3 separate regions of the Homo sapiens genome follow, and regions 1 and 3 are each linked to region 2. A link is an interaction called in ENCODE POLR2A ChIA-PET data of the cell type or tissue named here. Cell type or tissue: Caco-2. All regions are shown on one strand.

Region 1 (5,000 bases), 82 kb before region 2:
AATGCAAAAGACATGTGGATGAATAAGACCCAGTCTCTGTTCTCATAGGACCCTCACTTATAAACAGGCAATTACATGTAGTAAGAAAGCCCTGAGTCTTCTGCCTATAACCCCCATCTTGGAAGGAGATACCATCATCCTGCGAAGTCCAAGTTAGAATCTCGGGAGTTGCCTTCAACTACTTCTTCATCCTCTTCATTGAATCCCTCGCCATGTCCATCTCTAGAAACCATCTTATTCCCCTGGTCTCACTGCCACAGCCTTAGTCTAGGCCCTCACTGTTTATTACCTGGCCTGCTGCAATAGGTCTACTATGCTGCTGCTCCTTAAAATCTTCTAATGGTTCCCCATTCATCTGTTCAACAAATTTTTATTAAATGCCCAATATGGGCTAGGCGCGGTGGCTCATGCGCCCGGCCTTGGGAGGCCGAGGCAGGCGGATCACTTGAGGTCAGGAGTTCGAGACCAACCTGGCTAACAGGGTAAAACCCCGTCTCTACTAAAAATACAAAAAAAAAAAAAAAAAATTAGCCGGGAGTGGTGGCAGACGCATGTAATCCCAGCTACTTGGGAGGCTGAGGCATGAGAATCACTTGAGCCTGTGAGGCAGAGGTTGCAGTGAGCCAAGATTGTGTCACTGCACTCCAGCCTGGGTGACAGAGGGAAATTGTCTCAAAAAAAAGAGAAAAAAAAAGTCCAATATGTATCTTTAAGTAATAGTTCAAATTCTAGCATGCATGCAGGTCCCAAGGCTACATTAAGCTTCACTTCTCATACTCCTCCTCTCTGCAGGTCTCCTTTCCTAACACTTTTTTAGTTTCCCAAATAACCCACACTGTTGCTTGTCATAGATGCTGGTCCCTCTTTCTAGAATGCCTTTCCTCACCTTGTCTGCCAGGCAAGTATCTTACAAAACCCAGTTCAACTCCGTATCTTTTGTGATACTTAACCACATCCACTTCATCCCATTGATCGATTATTCACTCCCTTCCAAGTGCTTGCAACTTCTGTATCTTGTATACAGTCCAATTGTTGTTTTATTACTACTACTACTATTATTATTATTATTATTTTGAGACAGAGTTTCGCTCTTGTTGCCCAGGCTGGAGTACAATGGCGTGATCTCAGCTCACCACAACTTCCGCCTCCTAGGTTCAAGCAATTCTTCTGCCCCAGCCTCCTGAGTAGCTGGGATTACAGGCATGTGCCACCACGCCTGGCTAATTTTGTATTTTTAGTAGAGATAGGGTTTCTCCATGTTGGTCAGGCTGCTCTCGAATTCCCGACCTCAGGTGATCCGCCCGCCTCAGCCTCCCAAAGTGCTGGGATTACAGGTGTGAGCCACTGTGCCCGGCCTGTTTTATTATTTCTATTTGTTTATTCTCCTAAACTATAGGCTCCTTAAGGTTTAGGTACTTGCTTTGTTCATTTGGATTTCTCAGTATCCAGGAACTAGATATTTAATAATTGTAACAGGAAGGAGAGTAAGACTGATCTAGGAGAGGATATAGGACTGAATGAGTGGAGCCTTGGAGTAGGATTTTCTAGACTGAAATAGAGTATAGGGGCTAGGCGCAGTGGCTCACGCCTATAATCCCAACACTTTTGGAGGCCAAGGCGGGTGGATCATCTGAGGTCAGGAGTTTGAGACCAGCCTGACCAACATGGTGAAACCCCATCTCTACTAAATACAAAAAAAATTAGCTGGGTGTGGTGGTGCACGCCTGCAATCCCAGCTACTTGGGAGGCTGACGCAGGAGAATCGGTTAAAGGGTTGCAGTGAGCCAAGATTGCGCCATTGCACTCCAGCCTGGGCAACAGAGCGAAACTCTGTCTCAAAAAACAAAACAAAAAATTAAATTAAATTAAATTAAAAAAGAAAAAAAAGGCCGGGAGCGGTGGCTCACGCCTGTAATCCCAGCACTTTGGGAGGCAGAGGCGGGTGGATCACGAGGTCAGGAGATCGAGACCATCTTGGCTAACACGATGAAACCCCGTCTCTACTAAAAACACAAAAAATTAGCCAGGCGTGGTGGTGGGTGCCTGTAATCCCAGCTACTCAGGAGGCTGAGGCAGGAGAATGGCATGAACCCGGGAGGCGGAGCTTGCAGTGACCCGAGATAGCGCCACCGCAGTCCGGCCTAGGCAAAAGAGCAAGACTCCGTCTCAAGAAAAAAAGAAAAAGAAAAAGAAAAAAGAAATAGAGTATAAAGGGTGACAGCAGAAAGAGGATTCCAGTTAGAGACAACAGCATCAGGAAAATCATAGGAGTACACAGCTTCACTAGCTGGTTCAGCATGGCTGTTATGGGGAGTGGTGGGGAATGAAGCTAGAAAGGGAGACTGGAGTTTCATTGTGAAGGGCTTTGAATGCCATGCAAGAGTGCCCAGATCTGGGGAGTGTGGCAGGTTCTGTGGAGAGACTCTGATTCATATCTCCATTCTTTTTTTTTTTTTTTTTTGAGACAAGTCTTGCTCTGTCGCCCAGGCTGGAGTGCAGTGATGCCATCTCAGCTCACTGCAACCTCTGCCTCACCGGCTCAAGCCATTCTTCTGCCTCAGCCTCCCAAGTAGCTGGGATTACAGGTGCCCACCACCACGCCTGGCGAATTTTTGTATTTTTAGTAGAGACAGGGTTTCGCCATGTTGGCCAGGCTGGTCTTGAATTCCTGACCTCAGGTGATCTGCCCACCTCAGCCTCCCAGTGTTGGAATTATAGGCGTGAGCCACTGGGCCACCAGTATCTCCATTCTTAATCCGGGGGTGTGTCTCATTCCTGGAGCTCTTGCTGTAGTGGATAAGATCAAGCATTCTGGAGTTAGACAGATATGGGCTCCTATCTTGGCCTTTCTACTTACTGACTGTAAGTCTTCAGGCAAGTCATTAAAACTTTTGAGCCTCGGTTTACAGAACTCCCTTTCCCCCATTAGATAATATTTATCTCCTTGAGTTGTCAGGAGGATTAAATGATATTTTGCATGTAAATTGCTTTCTCAGAGCTGCCCTACAAAGAGCACTCAATAGGTACTCACTGTCATTATGTTTAGTTTTGCTCCCTTGCCTGTAAATGCTTATATTTTTGGTTTGGCCATATCTGTTTGGTTTGGCCATATCTGTTTTTGTCCGTCTCTAACTGCACCTCACTTGCCACCCAGCCCTGGATGTGCAGTCTGCCATCCTCCCTGGCTCCACCCTTCTCAGCTAACAAAACACTGTTCTCTACCAGAAAGTTGCAAAACCACCTTGTTAGTGGTAAGTGCAGCTCTTAACTTCCTTTCTGCTACCCCTCCCTTCCTTTGTCCCTAATTTGGTTCTTCTTAGGTGGAGAGGACAGAAAAAACAGAAAAGAGAAAACTCAGTCTAGAGTCAGTGTAAGGGATGACTGGGGCAGACCAATCTCCCCAATCCCCAAAAGGCTCAAGGCCAAAAGGCTTGGAGAGTGTGGGGTCGGGGGTTGGGGGGTACTGAGAGAAACTTCCTCACCCTCCAACTCTGAAAGTGAAAAGGTGTTACCACCCTGAAACATACCCCAGTACTCTGGAGCCAAAGTAATTTGTTGCCATAAGCAACAGGTACATGTTAGGGCACTTATACTGTGTCATGGGTGTTCTTCCCAACGAAAGACCCTTGAGGGAACAGGGTGTACAGATGCTAAACAGATGTTTGTTGAAACAATGAATAAATTCTACTTTTGGATCACTTCCTAATGAAAACCCATATAATGCTAATCCCTAAAATCCTGCTTTGAGAATTCTGTCCCAATTTATCTGGCCTGGCAGCTAAATTAGAATATAGATATTTAAGGAGAAAGAGCAAGAGCAAGGCAAAAAAGTAAATGTGGCAAAACGTTAACACTTGGTGAATCTGCATGAAAAATATTCCAGTGTTCATTGATTATTTATAACTTTTCTGTAGATCAGGGTTGGGGTGGAAATAGAGCTTTAAAAAAAATTACTACATATATCTTTGGTGGCTATAGTTCCCTACCATTGCCTCTCCCATAATCATTTATTATATTTTAGTTAATTCCCTCAATTGGGGTAATTTGCATAGGGCCTGGATATTTGATATTATAAAATTTTGCTAAAATTTTTTCTTAGGTGCAGTAAATTTTTGTGGTTATGTAGGAAATCTTTCTCTTTCCTTCCTTCCTTCCTTTTCTCCCTCTCTTTCTTTCTTACTTTCGAGACAGAGTCTAGCTCTATTGCCCAGGCTGGAGTGCAGTGGCACAATCTCAGCTCACTGCAACCTCCACCTCCCAGATTCAAGCGATTCTCCTGCCTCAGCCTCCAAGCAGCCAGGACTACAGGTGTGCACCACTAGGCTAATTTTTGTATTTTTTGGTAGAGATGGGATTTCGCCACATTGGCCAGCCTGGTCTCGAACTCCTGGGATTTCGCCACATTGGCCAGCCTGGTCTCGAACTCCTGACCTCAGGTGATCTACCCACCTCGCCCTCCCAAAGTGTTGGGATTACAGGCATGAGCCATGGCGCTTGGCCGGAAATCTTTATTTTTAGGATATATGATAAAGTAAGCTTTCCTTAAAAGGTCCTAATATACTTTTTCCAGCCTTTGCTCTGACCACTCCCTGTGCTCCAGCTGAGCTGTAGTTCTCACTCCAGTCTCCATGCCTTGCTTATGCTGGCACTTCTCAGCTAGAATGCTCTCTGATCACGTGTCTGAAAAACTACTAATCTCCCATAATTCCTATTTCAAATTCAGCCTCCACTATAAAACCTCTCGATTCTCCCCAATCCTTTTGTCCTCTGAATAGACCTGCATCTCTCAGGTCAGTTATTTTATTATCATTATTCTTTTTTTTTTTTTTTTTTAACTAGATCTTAAGCTTTTGGCAAAGCAAGAATGTCTCTTACCCCTAAATTCCCTGCTGGGTCCAGCCCAGTACCCTGAACAAAGGAGTTTTTCTGTAAATATTTGTGGAATTTAACCCTCTGGGATTTAAGCTGAGTAGATGTCAACAGAGGAGAAGACCAACAAA
Region 2 (5,000 bases):
TCCAATTTGGCTTAGCATGGCATTGGATTGGGACGTGGACAAAGAACATAAAGAGAACAGAGAGGAGAATAAGAGACAGGGAGAAGGGTTGAAAGAGTCAGGTGGGATGGGGAATATATTATTTTTCCTAATGATCCAAATATCACATTTTCAATGTGCAAAATTTCAGATGCACAGAAAATCACAAAAAAAGAAGACAAGTTATCCATAATTATGTTACCTAGAGATAACCAATGTTGCTATTTTGGTATGATATAGTCTGCTCTTTTTCTATGCATATATGATTTATATGTACATATAAATTTCATCAATTCTAAGGTGCATTTTTAAAAATCTTTAACATATCTGAAATTGGTATGTATCTTAAATTGATGGTGTTATAACTTAGCAGTGTTGGATAATGCCTGTAATCCTAGCACTTTGGGAGGCTAAGACGGGAGGATTGCTTGTGTCCAGGAGTTTGAGACCAGCCTGGGCAACATAGTGAGACCCCTGTCTCTATAAAAAGTACAAAAATTAGCCAGGCATGGTTGTGTGTGCCTATAGTCCCAGCTACTCGGGAGGAGGCTGAGGTGAGACCCAGGAGGTCTCAAACTCCTGAGCTCAAGTGATCCACCCACCTCAGCCTCCCAAAGTGCTAGGATTAAATCCGTGAGCCACTGCGTTCTGCTCGAGTATCCTTATTTTTACAAGTGAGAATTTTATAAGCACAGCAGTTCCCTGTAACTGCAGTCTGAGCCCTTAGCCACTACTTTTTGCAAGTCTGTCTCTCCATTTATTCAAGTTTCTAGTTTATGATCCTCAGAAAAGTTTTCTAGTGTTCTCTCTCCTAATCTTTACAGCTCTTGTTAAAATGATTCCTTGGCATTTTATATTACCTATTTTAGGAGACTCTTGATCAGTCTTTCTTTTGTATAACCGAAGCCTCCTAATATCATACAATTAATAAGTGTTCCTCTCTTGGGGTTGTCAAACTGTAACTATGGACTTTCTACTTAAATCACACAAGATCATCTCCTTAAAAGCAATCAAGTGCCCAAGATCTGTCCTTTCACAGTAGAGAAATTTCACAACTGCAATGAATAAAACATCCAAATGCTTGTAAGATTTTGCTGTGAGAGCTTTTTCTGCTCAAAATTATGATTTCTTATTTAATATCTCTCTTTAAAAGAAGAAACATATGCACATTTAACCTTCTGAAATCTTAATTGGATTTCAATCTGACAGTTGTTTTGCCCAAAGAGAGGTAATAAAAGGGGCTATAAACTAACTCCGCAGAGCAAACAATCCTCCAGCTAAAAGCAAAACCTGTTATCTTCCCCTAAAAAAAGAGAAGTTTCTGTTTCTTTCTTTTTTTCTTTTTTTGAGAGAGAGTCTCGCTCTGTCGCGCAGTCTGGAGTGCAGTGGCCTGATCTCGGCTCATTGCAATCTCTGCCTCCCGGGTTCAAGCGATTCTCCTGTCTCAGCCTCTGGAGTAGCTAGGATTACAGGCGTGCGCAACCACGCCCAACTAATTTTTGTATTTTTGTAGAGATGGGGTTTCACCATGTTGGTCAGGCTGGTCTTGAACTCCTGATCTCAGGTGATCCACCTTCCTTGGCCTCCCAAAGTGCTGGGATTACAGGCGTGAGCCACCACACCTGGCTGAAGTTTCTGTTTTCTTAGACATTTGAAAAATCACAAATTTCATTAGGATTGAAGTCTATCTGATATTAATATTACTTTGGATTGTAAGTAAAGGAGAGGTGATAGAATAACTCATTGGTAGATGAGTCCAGATGTTTAATGTCCTCTTAATATCCTAAAATGTTTGCCTCATTGTTTATTAATTCCCGTGGAATCTTATTTACTTATTTTCAATAGGTGATATGTGCATATGGCAAAAAAAATCTAAAGCTCAAAAGTATAGTGAAGAGGGAGTCTCCCTCCTTCTCCCATCTGCAGTCACCTAGTTTTCCTCCCCAAAGGCAGCCACTGTTACTGATTTCTTTTGATTCTTTCTAGAAACATAGTTCAGAGGAGTCACCCTGATTTTGGCAAGTACTTTAAATAGCAGCTTCTTAATTTTTTTTTTATTACATTGCCCATAATGGTTAAAGTTATTTTAAAAGTAGTCCTCTTACTGAGCTCTCTTTGTGGCTCTGATAGATTTCCAGAGGATTCTCTTGATTTTCTAGGTAGACGGACATATCAGCAGCATTCAATTTTGGCAAAGTGAAAACAGTTTTGGAGTGAGACCTGGGTTGAATCCTGACTCTTCCAGCTGTCTGATCTTAAATCTAGCCTTTAAAACATGTTGGGCCAGGCGTGGTGGCTCACGCTTGTAATCCCAGCTCTTTGGAAGGCTGAGGCAGGCAGATCACGAGGTCAGGAGATTGAGATCATCTTGGCCAACATGGTGAAACGCTGTCTCTACTAAAATACAAAAAATTAGCTGGGCATGGTGATGCGTTCCTATAATCCCAGCTACTTGGTAGGCTGAGGCAGGGGAATCGCTTGAACCTGGGAGGTGGAGGTTGCAGTGAGCTGAGATTGCGTGACTGCACTCCAGTCTGGTGACAGAGCAACACTTCGTCTCAAAAAAAAAAAAAAAAAAAACCATGTTGGCACTGTCCAAAGGTAGCACAGAGGTACGAAGTGGTCCCTCCTCCTGGGTGTGGTGGGTGGAGTGGGCAGAGGCCATGCAGACCCAAGCACTGCCCCTTGGCCCTCTCCTGGGTTTGTTCCACCTGGACCTGCAGATAAATCCAGAGGCCTTTGATCTCAAGGATTTCTAACCACCCAGAGATCAGGAGGAAAGACTGCAAAGGAAGCCCTAAAGTAGAATAACCTTTTCTTTCTCCATGAATGGAATGTAAGTTATGTTTGCTGAGGGCAGATTAAAATAGATTTTATTGTTTGAAATCAGGAATTTACAGAAACTCTTTGAAGAGCTACTATCATCGAAGACCTTTAAATCCCCCACTGTGGTAGTGGGCAAAATAGTCACGTACAATTGTAATGTGTATAGATGTGTATAGGTTTTCTCAGAGTTGGGACCCACTGCCAGGCAGGGAGTTGGTGGTATTTGATGCTGTTGTTTGGGGAGGAGTGGTACTAAGAAAAAAAACCATGGTTAGTGAGGAAAAAACAAAAAACACAAAACACACTCTCAGTTGCCCATAGAGTTATATCAGTTTGATGGGATACCCTAGAACACCTCAGGGGTCTGTGAATCCTTTAACCACTCAATGGAAAAGGTGACTGGGGTATAGATTGTCTAGTTTGTTTATATGACATAACTTTTTTCCAACGGTACTTGAGAGGAGTGTGAATGAACTCCTTTATATATATATATATATATATATATATATATATATATATATATATATATATACATACATACACACACACACACACATATATAAACATATATGTTTATATACGTATATAAACATATATGTTTATATACGTATATAAACATATATATGTATATACATATATATATATTTTTAAACAGGGTCTCACTCTGTTGCCCAGGCTGGAGTGCAGTGGCACCGTCACGGTGAAACGGGAAAGGTTCCCTTGTCCCCCTCACAGGGAGTGCAACAAGGGGAGTGGCTCGCTTCTTTAGGGCCCGGCTGCTGAAATCTCTATGGAACATACAGATGGGCAGGTTGTGGGGTTCAGATCCCACGGCAGCGTCTACCTTTGGACAGTGCCAACATGTTTTTCTTTTGTTTGTTTGAGACGGAGCGTTCCTCTGTCGCCAGTTAGTGTTTACAGCTCCTAGCCCCAGTGGGCGTGTGCTACCGTGTGCTCTTTTAATTTTGCCGTCTGTAGGCGGCTGTGCTAACCAGCTGGATTAGACCCTCTGCCTTATCGCGAGGTTTTCTGTATCCCGGGTTCTTGCCTTGGTGTACCGGAAAAATCAGATCATATGTGGGCTTGGAGAATGAGTGCAAGGTTTTATTGATTTTAAGTAGCTCTCAGTAGATAGGGGAGCCAGAAGGGAGATGGAGTGGAAAGGTGGTTTTCCCCTGAGTTGGGCCGCTCAGCAGCTGGGCTCTCCTCTGACTGCCCCAGGCAAACTCTATGTCTTTCCGTGGGCCGATGGCGTGCCAGCGTGCTGGCATCTGCCACTGCATGTTGGTATGCTCTTCCACCAGTGTATTCCTCTCGATGTCCAGCTGCCTGTGCGTTCCTCTACTGATCTGTTCCTCTTGACGTCCAGCCGCTTGTGTCTCTGCCCGCTCGGGTCTCGGGGTTTTTATAGGCACAGGATAGGACTGTGGTGGGCCACGGTGGTCTTGGGAAATGCAACGTTTGGGCATGAAAACAGAAATGCCTGTCCTCACCTAGGTCCCTGGGCACAGGCCTGGGGGTGCAGCCCTAGCCAGGGACCACCCCCTTCCCTTCCCAGCACTTCCCTGCCCCACTCCCATATCAACTCTTCAATGCAGCCTCAGCCTCCCCAGGCTCAAGCAATCCTCCCACCTCAGCCCCCTGAGTAGCTGGGAGTACAGACATGTGCAACCACACCCAGCTAATTTTTCTATTTTTTTTTGTAGAGATGGGATCTCCCTATGTTGCCCAGGCTGGTCTCAAACATCTGAGCTTAAGTGATCCTCCTCCTTCAGCCTCCCAAAGTGCTGGAATTACAGGCATGAGCCACAGTGTCTGGCCCCTTCGTATCTTAACCACCAGGAGAAACAGACCTGAAGTGATGCCTTGATATATGTGTGTTATGCAAGACTAGAGTAAGATTTGACAGGCATATATGGTTACAACAGGGGGTGAGCTCAGACTTTGAAAAGATATTGGCTTCACTCCCTAATCATCAAGACTTGGAATATCCTGGGATTCAGCTGTTGTTGAAGGGAAACCATTCCAGGTTTGCCAAACAATTGAGTGACTTAAGGGGTGCAAAGCTAGAATGCTTCAAGAATAGAGGGAGAAGAAGCCCTGCTGTGCTGATGGGCTCTCTATGGTGTTATCCTGTCCTGGCATTTGCTACCCCG
Region 3 (5,000 bases), 380 kb before region 2:
GTGATCCTCCCACCTCAGCCTCCCAAGTTCCCAAGTAGCTGAGACTACAGGCACGTACCACCACAGCTGGCTTTTTTTTTTTTTTGTAAAGGTGGGGTCTTGCTATGTTACTCAGGCTGGTCTCAAACTCCTGGGCTCAAGTGAGGTATTATTTTTTACACTGGAGTAAGTTTATCCTGTTTTCCTCTTATTAAAATGAATTTGATATAAAATGATACACAGAAAAAAAAAGTCAGGTTGAAGACTGATTATGTGTACTTCATGGTAAACAGTGAAAAGCCCCTGTGGTAAGTATTCATTTTAGAAAAAGGCCTCAAAACTCTAATCCCCTCTACTCAAGTGGGTAATATTAGAATGTCTTCAACCAAAAGCCACACAAACACACTCAGTTTATAAAGTACAAACAGAGCTGCTATTATACAATGCGCTTAACATGAACCAGTCTCTCTCTCTCTCTCTGGCATAATGGCCACTGAGATACAGTCAGGCCTCTGTAACCCTGGGTTCCACATTTGTGGTTTCAAACAACTGCAGATCAAAAAGATTTGGGGGAAAAAACGGTTGCTTGTGCCTGTACTGAACATATACACCATTTTTTTCTTGGTATTATTCCCTAAACAATACAGAACAATTATTTACATAGCAATTACATTGTATTAAGTATTATAGACCCAGTGCAGTTGCTCACACCTGTAATCCCAGCACTTTGGGAGGCTGAGGCAGCCCAGAAATTTGAGACCAGCCTGGGCGACATAGTGAGACATTGTCTCTACAAAAAATTTAAGAATTAGCCATGTGTGATGGCCACACTCCTGTAGTCCCAACTACTCAGGAGGCTAAGGTGGGAGGATCCCTTGAGCCCAGGAAGTCAAAGCTGCAGCGAACCATGATTGCACCACTACGCTCCAGGCTGGATGACAAAGCGAGACCCTGTCTAGAAGAAAAAGAGGGGGATTATAATTGATATAACTAATCTAGAGGTGATTTTAAGTACATGGGACGATGTACATAAGTTAAATGCAAATACTACACCATTTTATAGGGACTTAAGCATCATCCCAGGATTTTGGTATGCATGTGAGTGAGGTCCTGGAACCAATCCCCTACAGACACCAAACCATACTTTGCATGCCCTAGTAATAATCTCAAAATTGGAGACATCCTATTTAACTTACAAAACCACAATTTCGGGCCAGGCGCGGTGGCTCACACCCATAATGCCAGCACTTTGGGAGGCAGAGGCAGGTGGATCATTTGAGGTCAGGAGTTCAAGACCAGCCTTGCCAACATGGCAAAACCCCATCTCTACTAAAAATACAATAATTAGCCAGGCAGTAGTGGCACGTGCCTGTAATCCCAGCTACTTGGGAGGCTGAGGCAGGAGAATCGCTTGAGCCTGGGAGGCAGAGGTTGCGGTGAGCTGAGATCACACCACTGCTCTCCAGCCTGGGTGACATAGTGAGACCCTGTCTCAAAAAAAAAAAAAGACAACCACAACTTCAACTCAACACCAAGTTTGCTGTTTCTCACCTGAGCTGGACTTTTAAGTGTTTTGTAGTTGAATGAAAAACCTGACATTGAGACCATCTTAAGATAAAGAAAAAAGAAAAAGAGAAAGTGGAGAAAATGTTAGGAAGCAAGAAGAGGAGGGGGGAGGAAGATGTAAGGAGGAAGAGTACAGCTGATAATGAAACCAGCTGCCTGGGTGTCAAAAACGATAACAGTTGGGAGAAATGTGGCCAGGCTGTCAAGGAGTACTTATCTTTTAAACAAAAATATCACACATCAACCAGAGACATCAGAATTAGAAGGGGCTGGTACCCATTAAATACAACTCTTCACCTTCTCCCATCAGCACTCTTGAGGCTTAACCAGCTTCCAAATCTCCCTGAATGCTCACAAGTCAGGGTCACTAAAGTCTTACTTCCAGTGACTATAGCTTCGTCTTTGTTCTTCCCAACTCTGTGTGAGCTTCCTCTAAACTTCCTCCTAACCAGAAGTTTACAGCAGTGTGTTTCCTTTTGGGGGACAAACCTGGCCTCCTGATCTGACACCTCTATCATGGAACACAATGCCAAGCTCTGTGAACAATTTCAAAGACCCCTTTCTATTGGAATAAGAAAATTCCCTATTAGACTGGCCATGGTGGCTCACATCTGTAATCCCTTAGCACTTTGGGAGGCTGAGGCGGGAGGATTGCGTGAGCCCAAAAGCTTGAGACCAGCCTGGGCAACATAGCAAGAAACCCAGTCTCCATTAAAAAAAAAAAAAAATTACTTTTTTCCAAAAAAAAAAAAAAAAAAATCCCCTATTAAACCAGCCTATACCTACTTCTTGCCTCAGAAAATATGTTTTGTCCTCACACTTAAGTAGCTTTTCTCTGGCAAATATGAAGAATTTTCATTAGATTACATTCAACCCATTTTTCCTAATGATGGATATTGGCTCCCAAATGATGTAGATTGACCTTAACAACTTTAAGTAAATATTGTCCTCCAAGTTTCTTTTCCTAAAAGCAAAGAAAAATTAAGACAATATATACTACAAGATTCTCCAGCCTTTAACAAGCCTCTTTCTGCTCTTTGAAACCTGGTAAAGTTTTAATAATTAACTTGTAGCTTTCTTCTTTCATTTCCTAGGAGTTTTAACAGCTATCAGCTTAGTAGAGATGAGACCAAAACAAACACAAACCTGACACAAAATGACTTATCGGCAATAAGCACCAAAACAAGACTAAAAACCCTAATTTGTTCCTTATGCCAAAAAATATAAATTACTTTAACCTGAAATTAAAAGTGGAAGAGAAGTTAGGCCATTTTGATCATTGCTGGCCAATTGTTTTATATTCCATTATGATTTCATTAAAATATACCTTATTATATACATGTCATTTTATTGTATCTAGAATATTCCTGATGATGCCTTGAAGGCTCTTCTTTGTGTCTCAAGGGGCCAATTAATGTAAATTGCTCCATAAATATTTGTTAAATTATAAAAAGAATAAATGGCAAGGCTGGGCGCAGTGGCTCATGCCTGTAATCCCAGCACTTTGGGAGGCCAAGGCAGGAAGATTGCTTGAACCTAGGAGTTCAAGACCAGCCTGGGCAATATAGTGAGAACTCAACTCTACAAAAAAATTAAAAATTAGCTGAGCATGGTGGCGCAAGCCTGTAGTCCCAGCAACTCAGGAGGCTCTAGTGGGAGGATCGCTTAAGCCTGGAATGTGGAGGTTGCAGTGAACCAAGACTGAACCACTGCACTCCAGCCTGGGCAAGAGAGCGAGACCCTGTCTCAAAAATATAAAAATAAAGAATAAATGGCAGCAAGTAAGTGAGACATGGTCTGCATCTTCTAATTCATTATATTCCGCTCATTCAAATGCCCCTACCTTTTTTCCCAGAATGTTTTACTCAAACTACAGAGCCTCAGAGAGATGATAATAATGACAATATTAGGGCAGCAGACTTCCCTTTCTGCCTCAAACACACTCAGTTCTTTAAAGGTGTCATTCCCATGCCTCTCAGGGAAAAACAGATTACAAAGACATTGTCCTTCACTCTTACCAGGCCAACTTCCAACTTTAAATCCTAAAGAAGTATTAAACTGGTTGGGCACGGTGGCTGGCACCCAGGGGCTCAAGACAACCTGGGCAACCTAGTAAGACTCCATCTCCACAAAAAAATTTTTAAAAATTAGGGGTGGTGGCATGCACTTGTACTCCCAGCTACTAGGGAGGCTGTGGCAGGAGAATCACTTGAGCCTGGGAGGTCAACCCTGCAGTGAGCTGTGATCATGCCACTGCACTCCAACCTGGGTTACAGAGCCAGACCTTGTCTTGTGGGGGGTGGGAGGGGAAGTCTTGAACTCTCTTATTCCAAAACTAAACAACTAAACTTATACCAACTGCACTTCAACTAAATTTGGCCAGCATGCAGCTGAAGTAAGCAATGTTTTTTTTCATAAACTTAAAGTTTCTCATTTTCTGACTAGTTCCTAATAATGCTATGTGTATAAATAGCCGCTTCTTTGAAGGGAAGAATTAGAAGACAAAGCAGTCTTCCACTGGTGTATCCCAGATAGCACCACGAGAATATGAGAAGGCTTTTTAAGGCCATAGGAAGGGCAGATATCTGTCAGCAGACATTTGTACGTATGTGCATGGTGAGGAGGCAGAGAATAAAGATGTCTTTGATTCAACAACACTCACCCAAATTCTTAGCAATGAAAGTCAAACAAGAAAGATCTGGCAGGGCGCGGTGGCTCACACCACCCCAGCACTTCGGAAGGCCGATACAGGTGGATCACTTGAGGTCAGGAGTTCCAGACCAGCCTGGCCAACATGGTGAAACCCCGTCACTACTAAAAATACAAAAAAAATTCGCCAGGCATCAAGAGGCTGAGGCAGGAGAATCGCTTGAACCCGGGAGGCAGAGGTTGCAGTGAGCCGAGATCGCGCTATTACATTCCAGCCTGGGCAACAAGAGCGAAACTCCGTATCAAAAAACGAAAGAAAGAAAGAAAAAGATCCTACTTTGTAGATATAATTCTCTAACCTTCACTGAGTCATAACTGAACCAAAGCTGCCTACTAGCTTTGTAGAGTAATCCAAGGGACCACTGCTGATTTCCTAACATTAGAGTAAGATTAGATTCATAAGAAGCTTCCCCATTCCTTAACAAGAAGTGCTGCCAGGCTACCCAGAAATTCCCCTCCCGAGTCCCACTGCCATTCCGGAAACATGAGAAACCAAGTATGCTGCAATCATGGCCTTTTTAGTACTGGCTCCAAAATAAACTGAGTAGGCCAAGCAAGACTGTCAATGAAATACTGTCCAATGAAAAAATAAACAGCCGAAGGTTTCAGGTTTCATTTACCCAACACAGGTATCACAATAAATGACCTAGTATAATGATAGTTTCCAACCGTATTTAATAAAACAAACACGCAGCAGAAATCCTCTAGTCACATATAACTACACTATACCCTCAGATCAAAGTTAA

What was found. Peaks named below come from ENCODE experiments on the same cell type or tissue, not always from the same donor. Only the 100,000 strongest peaks of a DNase experiment are listed, where the experiment ranks them.
Region 1: POLR2A ChIA-PET joins it to region 2 with 7 read pairs; 8 of 35 experiments call an interaction of 5 or more read pairs at or near these places.
Region 3: POLR2A ChIA-PET joins it to region 2 with 5 read pairs; 2 of 35 experiments call an interaction of 5 or more read pairs at or near these places.

Annotation. Positions count from the first base shown.
Region 1 is chr12:51,315,820-51,320,819 of GRCh38, forward strand. The region is part of intron 1 of BIN2 (bridging integrator 2); the gene reads right to left. Among named protein-coding and RNA genes, the nearest start is that of BIN2, 5.9 kb to the right of the region's middle. RefSeq lists enhancers at 3,066-3,125, 3,406-3,575 and a silencer at 4,826-5,000. In Caco-2, no CTCF peak of the experiment used is centred here; DNase peaks (open chromatin) are centred at 2,742 and 3,175.
Region 2 is chr12:51,397,403-51,402,402 of GRCh38, forward strand. It overlaps a transcript of SLC4A8 not described here. Among named protein-coding and RNA genes, the nearest start is that of GALNT6, 8.5 kb to the left of the region's middle. In Caco-2, no CTCF peak of the experiment used is centred here; DNase peaks (open chromatin) are centred at 2,679 and 3,000.
Region 3 is chr12:51,020,154-51,025,153 of GRCh38, forward strand. The region is part of intron 1 of SLC11A2 (solute carrier family 11 member 2); the gene reads right to left. Among named protein-coding and RNA genes, the nearest start is that of SLC11A2, 3.7 kb to the right of the region's middle. In Caco-2, no CTCF peak of the experiment used is centred here; no DNase peak of the experiment used is centred here; H3K4me3 peaks cover 650 bases.